2 separate regions of the Homo sapiens genome follow, and region 1 is linked to region 2. The links are chromatin contacts, found by Hi-C or POLR2A ChIA-PET in ENCODE. All regions are on one chromosome and are shown on one strand. Each heading gives the region's core, a stretch centred on a gene start or an enhancer-like site at or near the end of the contact. The rest is flanking DNA. Distances are from core to core; before and after follow the strand shown.

Region 1 (5,257 bases), core at 2,206-4,705, 1.4 Mb after region 2:
TTTTGCGGCACCGAAACTTTATTTATAACAAAATCTACAAGGGCTTAACGATAAAGTCAAAATTACTGACAAGCTCAGGGAAAATGCAGACTTCAGCCCCAGGTGGCTACAATCCCTCTTTAATGAATTCCAGTCTTCTTTATGGAATTGGTTAACCCCTTTAATAAGCACCCTCTTGCTGTTATGTCTTGTATTAATAATTGGACCCTGTATACTCAATACTATAACTTGAATTGTTTCCTCTCACCTAGAAGCGATCAAACTCCAAATGGTCCCGCAAACTGAGCCACTCATGGACAGGCCTTTCTTCTGAGGACCTTTAGGTTGACCCCACAAGGAGCCCTCGCTGCTGTTCCCCATTCAACGCCCCTTTTCAGCAGGAAGCAGCCAGAAAGAGTCATCAGCCAAAACCTCCTAACAGCAGTTAGGGTGACATCTCCACAGGGGGGAATGTTATAGGAGTTATTAAGAAATTATTTTAGGCAGATAGAGAGGAAAAGGGGTCCTTGGGAAGTTTTTGTTTCTTTCTTTTAAAGCAGCTGCATAAATGTTTCTTGTCTAGCAGGAAAGCACAGGCTCTTAGAGCCAGGCCGGCAACCTTTGATATGCAATTGCAGGCCATTAGAAACTGGGTCCACCCAAACATGGCGATTCCTGCCCTCTTCTTCTTAGTGCCTCAATCACTCATTTTGGTCGTTACCAGAAAGGAACTCATATTTAGCTGGAATCTATGCCAGGTAATGTTACAGAGGGTAGTAGTCAGACATGAACAGGGCAGGAGAAGGCCCCCACACCCCACCAGGAATGTCAGGTGATGGTCCAGCAGTTGTCCCACTGCCTCTCTAAAATAATAACTGGTCTGAGCCAGCACCAGGGAAAGACAGTTTCCCAACAGATTAAAAAAACACCTGAAACTGGTGATTGGCAGCTTCCCGATAAGATCTCAGGAATTGGGTGAGTGGGCTCAATCATGTGCATTAAGAGGCAAAATAGCAGAGTTTAACTGGCATATGACCTTCCAGGTACATTCCACCAGAAAAGGGAAGAACACCTACCTCAGGTGAGCATGCATACAACTCTAGCAAACACACTGCGCATGCTCACCTCCCGAGCCTAGCAGGCCACCGCGCATGCACGCAGATCACCCTCGCCCTAAGGGAAGAATGAGGGGAAGAGGCACCAGATGTTGGAAGTATGCCAGCACCTAAATCCCTAAATCCAAGGTCAAGTGGGGCACTTGTCCTTCAACTTGCCCAGCTGGGCCTCCTCCAAGTGTACTTTCCTTTCTTTCATTCCCGTTCTAAAGCTTTTTAATAATCTTTAGCTTCTGCTCTGATACTTGCCTTGGTCTCTTATTCTGCCTTATGCCCCTCAGTCAAATTCTTCTGAGGAGGCAAGAATTCAGGGAGGGAGGGAAGGAGGGAGGAAAGTGAAGGCAGGGAGGGAGGGAGGGAGGGAGGAGGGAGGGAGGATGGAAGGAAGGAAGGGAGGAAGGGAGGGAGGGAGGGAGGGGGCAAGTGAAGGGAGGAAGGGAGGAAAGTGAAGGGAGGAAGGAAGGAAGGAAGGAGAAGGGAAGAAGGAAAGGAAGGAAGGAAGGATACATCCTTGAATAAGGATCAATGAGGACCAAAGCCCCAAAATGACAAATGTCCCATAGGACAGGGTGGGGTAGCATTTCTAATGTGATGCTAGCCTGCGTTCCATCAAAAATGGGTTTACTGGCCGGGTGCAGTGGCTCACACCTGTAATCCCAGCACTTTGGGAGGCCGAGGCAGGTGGATCACTTGAGGTCAGGAGTTCGACACCAACCTGGCCAACATGTTGAAACCCCAACTCTCCTAAAAATACAAAACATTAGCTGGGTGTGGTGGTAGGCGCCTGTAATCCCAGCTACTCGGGAGGCTGAAACAGGAGAATCACCTGAACCCACGAGGCAGAGGTTGCAGTGAGTTGAGATAGTGCCATTGCACTTCAGCCTGGGCAACAAGAGTGAAACTCTGTCTCAAAAAAAAAAAAAAAAAGTTTACAAATCCCATCGTAACCTGAAGGCAATTGCTTTGAGATCTGTTCACAAGAGCCATAGATTTATCATGTAACTTAACTTCATTTGGTACAAACTTTGTTTTTTTTTTGGAGTTGGCCCCATTTGGGAAAATCAGAATGTAGATCTGGAATTTAAATATTGCCTACAAAGCTAAACAGACAAAATGCAGTTGTTGCTTACCTGAAACAAATGTTTGCGGCATCTAAGGACTGATAGGCTGGGACAGAATTAAGATAGTGTTAGGAAAGGGTCCCCTAAGGTTGGGTCGAGTTGCCCTTTCATAGGAAGAAGAGAGGCCTGGGAAAACTTTCTAACCAGGAAGGTAGACATTAATGTCCATAGTTAACATTAGTCAATGATTATTTACTAGGTATGCTCTTTTTAGAGACGTTTATGTACACTCTCGTTTAGTCTTAGTACAGCTCATAATGAGCTGGTACTATTATAACCCTCATTTTACAGAGGAGGAAACAGCCTTCACATGTGTACAGAAATCAGTGAAGCCTGCCTATCACCCATACTTGCTGGGTTCAACATGAACGGCACAGGCAAGGAGAAAGCCCTGTGACCAGCGGTACCAGAAAGAGTGAAAGGGCGCCATCTAGTGACTGTCATGGTGGTTGGCAGTAGAGGTTGGAAGCCGGTGGTTTTTTTTCGTGGGTTTTTTTTGCTGTTGTTTTGGGGTTGTTTTTCTGTGTGAGACAGAGTTTTGCTCTTGTTGCCCAGGCTGGAGCGCAACTGCGGACTACCAATTTCAGTTGTTTCTATCTACTGGGAAACGGCCGCTCCCTGGTGCCAGCTGCAACCAATTATCATTTTAGCGAGGCAGGATGACAACCTCCGGCCCATCACGTGATGGTCGCCTGACATTTCTGGTGTGTGGGGGGAGCTGTCTCCTGCCCTGCTCATGCCCCACTAGCTACCTACTGTAACATTCTCGGGTATCTGGAATACAGTACTAAGCATCTTAAAAAAAACTTCACTGGCGGCCGGGCACAGTGGCTCATGCCTGTAATCCCAACACTTTGGGAGACCAAGGCAGACGGATCACGAGGTGAGGAGTTAGAGACCAGCCTGGCCAACATGGTGAAAACCCCATCTCTACTAAAAGTACCAAAATGAGCCGGCCATGGTGGCGTGCGCCTGTAGTCCCAGCTACTCAGGAGGCTGAGGCAGGAGAATCACTTGAACCTGGGAGGCAGAGGTTGCAGTGAGCCGAGATTGCACCATTGCACTCCAGCCTGGGCAACTAACAGTGAAACTCTGACTCAAAAAAAAACAAAAAACAAAAAACAACCCCCCCCCCCCCCCCACACACACACACACACACACACGCAGAGGCAAAATGGCGGGGGGTAACCTTCTAGGGGGTCATTCCACCGGAAACGGGAAGAACGACTCAGGTGAGCATGCCTGCAGCTCCAGTAAACACACGTAACTCCGGTAAACATGCTTGCCTCCCAAGCACAATCAGGTCACTGCGCATGCGGGTGGCTCACCCTAAGGGAAGAATGAAGGGAAAGGGGTGCAAGACGCCGGAAGCAGGGCAGCATGTAAAATCCTAGGTCCAAGGTCAAACGGAGCACTTGACCTCCAAGGTGCCCCCTTAAGCCTCTTCCAAGTGTACTTTCCTTTCTTTCATTCCTGCTCTAAATCTTTTTCATCAATTTCCACTCCGCTGTAAAACTTGCCTCGGTCTCTTTTCCTGCCTTATGACAATCTATTTTTTTCTTCTGAGGAAGGAAGAGTTGAGGCTGCTGCAGACCTGTACAGATTCGCTGCCGGTCTCTCAGATAACTTCCACTACTAGCAAGAAAGCAAACACACCACATCAATGAACCACCACCATGTAGCTTAAGAGCTGTAAACTTTCACTTTTACTTTTTTTTTTTTTTTTTTTTGAGATGGAGTCTCCCTCTGTCACCCAGGCTGGAGTGCAATTGTGCAATCTTGGCTCACTGCAACCTCCACCTCCGGGGTTCAAGCAGTTCTCCTGCCTCACCCTCCTGAGTAGCTGGGATGACAGGCATGTGCCACCACACCTGGCCAACTTTTTGTAGAGATGGGGCTTTGCCATGTTGGCCAGGCTGATCTCAAACGCCCAGCCTCAAGTGATCCACCCACCTCAGCCTCCCAAAGTGCTGGGATTACAGGCATGAGCCACCGTGCCTGGCCAATTCTTCACTTTTTCAAGTAAATATATGCACACTGATTAAAAACCCAAATGAACGAAAGCTAGATACAGTGGGAAGTCAGCCTCCACATCCCCCAGCTACCCAGTCCTCCCCAGAAGCAACTGCTGTTACCAGCTTCCCATGTCCCCTTCCAGAGACAGTCTAAGTAAGCAAATACTTTGATACAAATAATAGCATACCACGGTAGCCGGAATAAAGCCTCCTCACCAAGGTGTCCGTGTCCTAATGCCTGGGATCAGTAAATATGTGATACGGCAATAGGGACGGGGCAGCTGATTCAAGTTAAAGGCCTTGAGAAGGCAGATTATCCAGGTGGGCCCTATGTAATCAAACAAATCCTTAAAGCTGAGAACCTTCCCAGGCTGTAGTCAGAAGAAGATGTGACTTTGGGGTTAGAGAGACGCAAAGTTGCTGGTACTGAAGATGGAGGAAGCCACGTAATGCAGGTGACAAAAACACTGATTCTCTCCTTAGCCCCCTGGAAAGGCGTGCAGCCCTGCTGGCGCCTTGATCCCAGGCAGGTGAGGCCTGTGTCAGACTTCCTACCCCAAAATCAGAAGGTAATAAGTTTGTGTCTTAAGCCCCTAAATTTGAGAACATTTGCTACAGCAACAATAGAAAACTAATAAATACACTAGTACCCTTTTCTTTCCTTCTTTCTTCCTTTCCTTTTTTTTTTTTTTTTTGACGGAGACTCACTCTGTCACCCAGGCTGGAGTGCAGTGACGTGATCTCGGCTCACTGCAATCTCTGCCTCCCCTGTTCAACCTGTTCAAGCAATTCTCCTGCCTCAGACTCCCAAGTAGCTAGGATTACAGATGCACAGCACCACACCTGGATTTTTTTTTTTTTTTTTTTTTTTTTTGTATTTTTAGTAGAGACATGGTTTCACCACATTGGCCAGGCTGGTCCGGAACTCCTGACCTCAAGTGATCCACCCACCTCAGCCTCCACTGCACCCAGCATCATCTTCTTCTTCTTTTTTTTTTTTTTTCAAGATAAGGTCTTGCTTTGTTGC
Region 2 (5,286 bases), core at 1,706-4,205:
CCTCAAGGTTCTACCTCGAGACTCCAGGACGCTGGACATTGGAAATGAGGCCACACCCTGGAGGAGCATTGTCGGCTAAAGCCAAACACCATTAGCGTCTGAAGGGGATGTGGGACCCATCTAAGGTATCACATCCCTGATCACCCACCATGGGGTCTGCAGCTGGAGAGGGTCCCCCCAGGAGGGGCTGGAGCGGGGAGTTCTCTGCCCTGGGAGGCAGGTCTCCTGGCCCTTCACTGGAGTGATCTCTTCTTTTCTGATGTCAAATCCTGATCTAAAGGGAGGCATCTTCCTTCTTATGGCATGGCCATGTCTCCTGTGTTCCTTCCTCAAGCCAAATCCTTTTCCACGATGCCTTCCCCTCTGAGCCCTGTATAACCCAATAGTGCAAATATTCCCACATCCCCTACCCACAACAGGGGTGAGCACATTGCAAATGTTCCGCCGGCGAATCAGCACCTGCCTGGAGGTGTTCTTGGTGTCTGCGTCCTGCCTCCAGTACAGAGGACCTCAAATCCATGATACTTCACCTGGTGCTCCCCAGGAAAGCCTGGCAGAGGACCTGACGATTCCCAGCAAGACCAAGCACTGCTGTCCAGGGTCAGCCACGGTCACTTCTCTGCAGCTGTCATCCGGGCACAATCTCCAAATATTTCTAGCCATTCAGACGTTCACTATAATCAGAATTAACGCATGTAGAACCAAAGAGCCAGACACATGGGTTCAAACCTGCCCCACCATTTACAGTGAGAGCTTAGTGAGTCACTTAACCTGTGCCTCAGTTTTCTCACCTGTAAAAAGAACATAACAGTAACAATACCATTGAGCTGCTATGCAGTGGATGAGCTTCTATATGAAAGGTGAGTGAAAAGTGTCTGGATGTGGTGGTGTCAACCTTTCCCTGGGGTGGTGGTGGCTGATCTGTGGCACCCCACATGACAATGTCTTTGCCATGGCAGTAGATGCTGTTAAATCAGGCCCTGGGTTTGTCTTGGCTTGACTTGTTTCCATTTTCAATTGAAAATTAAATGTGGATAGACTTCAGCCTGACTCGGTCTGCTCCCTGGACCTTGGCCAGTGAGTTCTGAGTAACTGCAGACAGGGTGTGGTCACCGGGATTTGGTTATTGGATTTTTTTCCCCCTGTGGTTTTGGGCAGGTTGCTCCATGACGGGCAGCTGTATCGTCTTAGAACCGGACTTTCCGGGAGAGCCTTTGGGTCACTCTGGGCGTCAGCTGGAAAGGGCTGCTCTTGGAGCAAGCTCACTGGCCCACAGGAGGAGCTGCCTTCTTGAACTGTCACCCTGAAGCCAACCAAAGTCTGGGCAACGCCAGCTCCAGTGACTGCCGCTCCATCTCCTAGGCAATTTGCATCGCTGTTTCTGTTTGTTAGGCCTTGACCATTCCTTTGTTGTCATCCTGCGCTTCCCTGGCCATAGGCCTTTTCCCAGCCCCACCACGGCATGCCCACCTGTGCTTGGGGAGGGGCGGAGGAAGGAGCCCCAGCCAGCCATGTCCCTGTTTCGTGCTCCAGTGACCACTGCTATGAGGACTTTCCCACTGGCTCAGGCTCAGTTAGTCGAGCTGGTGTGCCCCGCTCTTAGCTGTTCCCCAACTCTCCTAGAGTGTGCTAATTCTGACCCAGCTCTCCCAGGTGGAGGATGCTTTTCAAACATGTCCTTGGGAACCTCTGCAGACCCATTCCCAGCCCATTCTCCATGATTCCAGGCCTGGCCAGGTTGAAAACTTCTGTAAATTAAAACTCAAATAAAGAGAGTATAGCTTGGGCATACCTTTTGCACATGCATATATATGTATGTGTGTGCATGTGTGTGTGTGCATGTATGTGTGTGCATGTATGTGTGTGCATGTGTTGGGATTTTTTATTTTTTAAATTTATATTTATTAAAAAAATTTTTTTTGAAACAAGGTCTTCTTCTGTCTCCCAGGCTGGGCTGCAGTGGTGTGATTATGGCTGACTGCAGCCTCAAACTCCTGGGATCAAGCAACCCTCCCACCTCAGCCTCCCAGAGCACTGGGATTACAGGTTTGAGCCACTGCACCTGGCCTATTTAAAAAGTTTGTCTAGAGCAAAAAGTCCCTAGACCTGCCAGTCCAGGGCACTAAATCACAAGAACACCAAGGCCAAACAGGCTTGAAGTCTCCAGGCTCCTCACTGGCAAACTCTACTTCCTGATCCCTTAGTGGGTTGAGGTGCCAACAGCCCCCTGGGGAGGAGGGGGTTGCATTATGGCCGTGGAGAGACTCTGAGCCTTATCAACGGTGTGGGGATGACACCCTTTTCGGAGCACTTTGTGAGGCTTTGTGCCATGCTGGGCGCTTGGCGTCAGAGACAAATAGAATCAATAACTGTGCAAAAAAAGTTGCCAGATAATTTATCCCATTGGCACCGAGCCTAGAATTATAATCAGATCTTGACTTCTTCAAAGCCTTCTTGCTTTGGATTTTCCAAATCGAAAATAAATATTGGGGGCAATTACCTTTCCTTAGTTCTCTGATGTATGAAGGGGAGTTTTCATCTATTAATTTAAGAACCCTCTCATTTCATTCGGAAGGTATTAGCCCATGGAACTTGTTAACTTAATATCAACACAGTCTGTCTAGGTTTTGACTGAAAAGAGAAAGGGGTTGTTATGCTCTAGGTTAATATTTTCCTCTCTTTAAGAAGTCTTGGGTATGCCAGACACTTCTCGGACAAAAACAGCTGTTTTCTTCCCATTGCTGAACGCATTGTTTGTGCGAGTTCACTTACTTGCTATACTCAGAATATCCTCCAGGAGTCAGCAAATCCCAACCTCTGGACGTGGCTCAGGGCCGCCCTGCCCATTGCTGAGCTGATTTGGAATTTGGGCCTGAGAGAGGAAGTGATTATTGGATGACAGGCTGCCTCCTAGGGGGCTTCTCTGGGCTTGCCATGAAAGCACTTCCGGAGGAAAAGCAGAGCTCCATCAGTCTCTTTTGGAGAGCTGTGAACGTGACCAGACCTATTAATTACTTAACTGAGGTGCTGAACTTTGAAAATGAAAGTTCCGGTGGGGAGTTCTGTCCTTTCCAGCCTGGGGAGCTCTGTCAGGGCTCTCCTGAGCGTCTCTTTCAGCTTATCAAGCTCGCTCGGGGACCGTCTCTGGTAAGTACAGGCAACCCCTCCAGCCAACCCCTCCACCCTGTGGGCCGGGGAAGTGTCTCATCGTTGAATCCACTTGCAGGCACTTCCTTGATCTCAAGCCCCACCACGCTGCCCCCAGAGTCCCAGCGAGTGGCTCAGTCACACTGGTGCGTGCCTCTCACCCGCTCTGACCTCGTCATGGGGTCCCCGAGGTGCTGGTTCATGCAAGGCTCTGTGCCTAACCAAGCTAAACACGGTGGGGCTGGGAGCAGAGGCTCACACCTGTAATCCCAGCACTTTGGGAGGCCAAGGCAGGTGGATCACCTGAGGTCAGGAGTTTGAGACCAGCCTGACCAACATGGTAAAACCCCGACTCTACTGAAAATACAAAAATTAGCCAGGCGTGACATCATGCGCCTGTAATCCCAGCTACTCGGGAGGCTGAGGCAGGAGAATCGCTTGAACCTGGGAGGCGGATGTTGTGGTGAGCCAAGGTCGTGCCACTGTACTCCAGCCTGGGTGACAGAGGGAGACTCCATCTCAAAAATAAATAAATAAACAAACTGGTACAGTGCCCTAGTGGCTTTGTGGCTCTGGCTGGGGGAGGAGGGTGGGTTGCATAACTGAGCAGCACCTCCAAGCACGATACCAACACTGCCCAGGGCCTGGCAGAGTCTACAGCTGGTCCTTATCCATGAAACTGGGGGTGAGGGGACGGGGACTGGCGGGGGGACAAATCACCTGCACAAGTGGAACAAAGATACAGGAGATAATGACAGCAAATGGAACGTAGAGTTGATGCGTTCATTGACAAAGAATTTCACACCCTGCATTATCTCACTTGAGCCCCATGAAGAGCCTGTGAGGTGGCTAGGGATGTGGAAGGAGTAGATAGGAGAGGCACAGAACAGGGGAAGGAAGGAGTGGGGCTGGGAGTGAGGACCAGGAAGGCAGAGCTGGCCCCTGGACAGGAAGAAAGCCCAACTGCCTCCCTCCCTCCCATCTGCCCTCCTGCCTGCCCTTTTCCAATAAGATGGAAATGCTGAAGGGGTTAAAAAGACAGCATTCTAAAAGCTGAGATCCTAAAATTGTGACCTCCCCTGTGATCTTAGCCTTCGTGTCAACAGCATTGAAAATGAACCTTGGTCGGGCACGGTGGCTCACGCCTGTGATCCCAGCACTTTGGGAGGCCGAGGCGAGTGGATCACCTGAGGTCAGGAGTTCAAGGCCAGCCTGGCCAACATGGTGAAACTCTGTCTCTACTTAAAAAAAAAAAAAATTGCCGGGCATGGTGGTGGATACCTGTAATCCCAGCTACTTGGGAGGCTGAGGCAGGATAATTCCTTGAACCCAGGAGGCAGAGGTTGCAGTGAGCTAAGATTGTGCCACTGCACTCCAGCCTGGGCAACAAGAGTGAAACTCTGTCTCAAAAAAAAAAAAAAAGGCAAAAAGAAAATGAACCCCTGGGAAAGTAGGCCTTGACCACTCTGCTGCTCTTATGGAGTTCATTCTTGGAGATGTCGTGAATAGATCTCCTTTGCATCCAGATGGAAGAGCAACAGGAACATTATTAAGAAACTAAAAATTCTAGATTCATTGGAAAAGGCTTTGAGAGAGAAGGGACAGGGAAACCCCTAATTCCACCTCCCTGAAAACAGTGTGTTTTCCTCTCCTACACCAGGGCCGTGTGTCTTTCTGTCTACGTGGCCCAGCCACATTTGTAGCCCGTGGCCTGATGGAGCTCTGATGAGTCAGTTTCATGTCATTTTTTTTTTTTTTTTTCAGAGAGAGAGTCTCACTCTGTCACCCAGGCTGGAGTGCAGTGGCATGATCTCGGCTCACTGCAACCTCCGCCTCCTGGGTTCAAGTGATTCTCCTGCCACAGCCCCTTGAGTAGTTGACGTTACAGGCACCCACCACCGCACCCAGATACTTTTCGTATTTTTAGTGGAGACGCTGTTTCACCATGTTGGCCAGTTGGTCTCGAACTCCTGACCTCAAGTGATCTGCCTGCCTTGGCCTCCCTATGTGCTGGGTTATAGGCGTAAGCCACTGTGCCCTGCTTCATGTCATTTTTAAAGAGCCCACACAACTCCTGTAGCTGCATTACGACAACCTCAACGGCAAGACCTCGACGTGATATTACTCCACGTGAAAGTC

Evidence for each region. A loop is a pair of places that touch in the nucleus more often than their neighbours do. ChIA-PET counts read pairs that join two places held with the same protein, here RNA polymerase II (POLR2A). Pooled maps may share reads with other maps.
Region 1: a map of CD8-positive, alpha-beta T cell shows a loop between it and region 2 (8-fold over the local background). The contact joins the enhancer-like site here to the promoter of LINC01426 in region 2. A Hi-C loop is called at or near these places in 2 of 168 maps with a recorded cell type or tissue (CD4-positive, alpha-beta memory T cell and CD8-positive, alpha-beta T cell), 1 of 37 single-sample maps with no recorded cell type and 14 of 50 pooled maps. POLR2A ChIA-PET finds 5 or more read pairs at or near these places in 1 of 52 experiments (activated T-cell).

What each region holds. Positions count from the first base shown.
Region 1 is chr21:36,110,321-36,115,577 of GRCh38, forward strand. The region is part of intron 1 of CBR1-AS1 (CBR1 antisense RNA 1); the gene reads right to left. Among named protein-coding and RNA genes, the nearest start is that of CBR1-AS1, 14 kb to the right of the region's middle. RefSeq lists enhancers at 2,595-2,724, 2,765-2,864, 3,006-3,518, 3,856-3,915. Within about 2 kb of position 3,456, at least 27 of the 41 ENCODE cell types and tissues checked have a DNase peak (open chromatin) inside an H3K27ac peak, as active enhancers do; they include CD8-positive, alpha-beta T cell, where a contact is called at or near this core.
Region 2 is chr21:34,742,870-34,748,155 of GRCh38, forward strand. It overlaps LINC01426 (long intergenic non-protein coding RNA 1426), which reads left to right and starts at 2,956. Exons shown (of 3, transcript NR_038885.1): 1 at 2,956-3,147. It overlaps LOC107985515 (a long non-coding RNA gene), which reads left to right. Exons shown (of 3, transcript XR_001755016.1): 3 at 1-1,069. RefSeq lists enhancers at 2,835-3,336, 3,337-3,836, 4,043-4,337.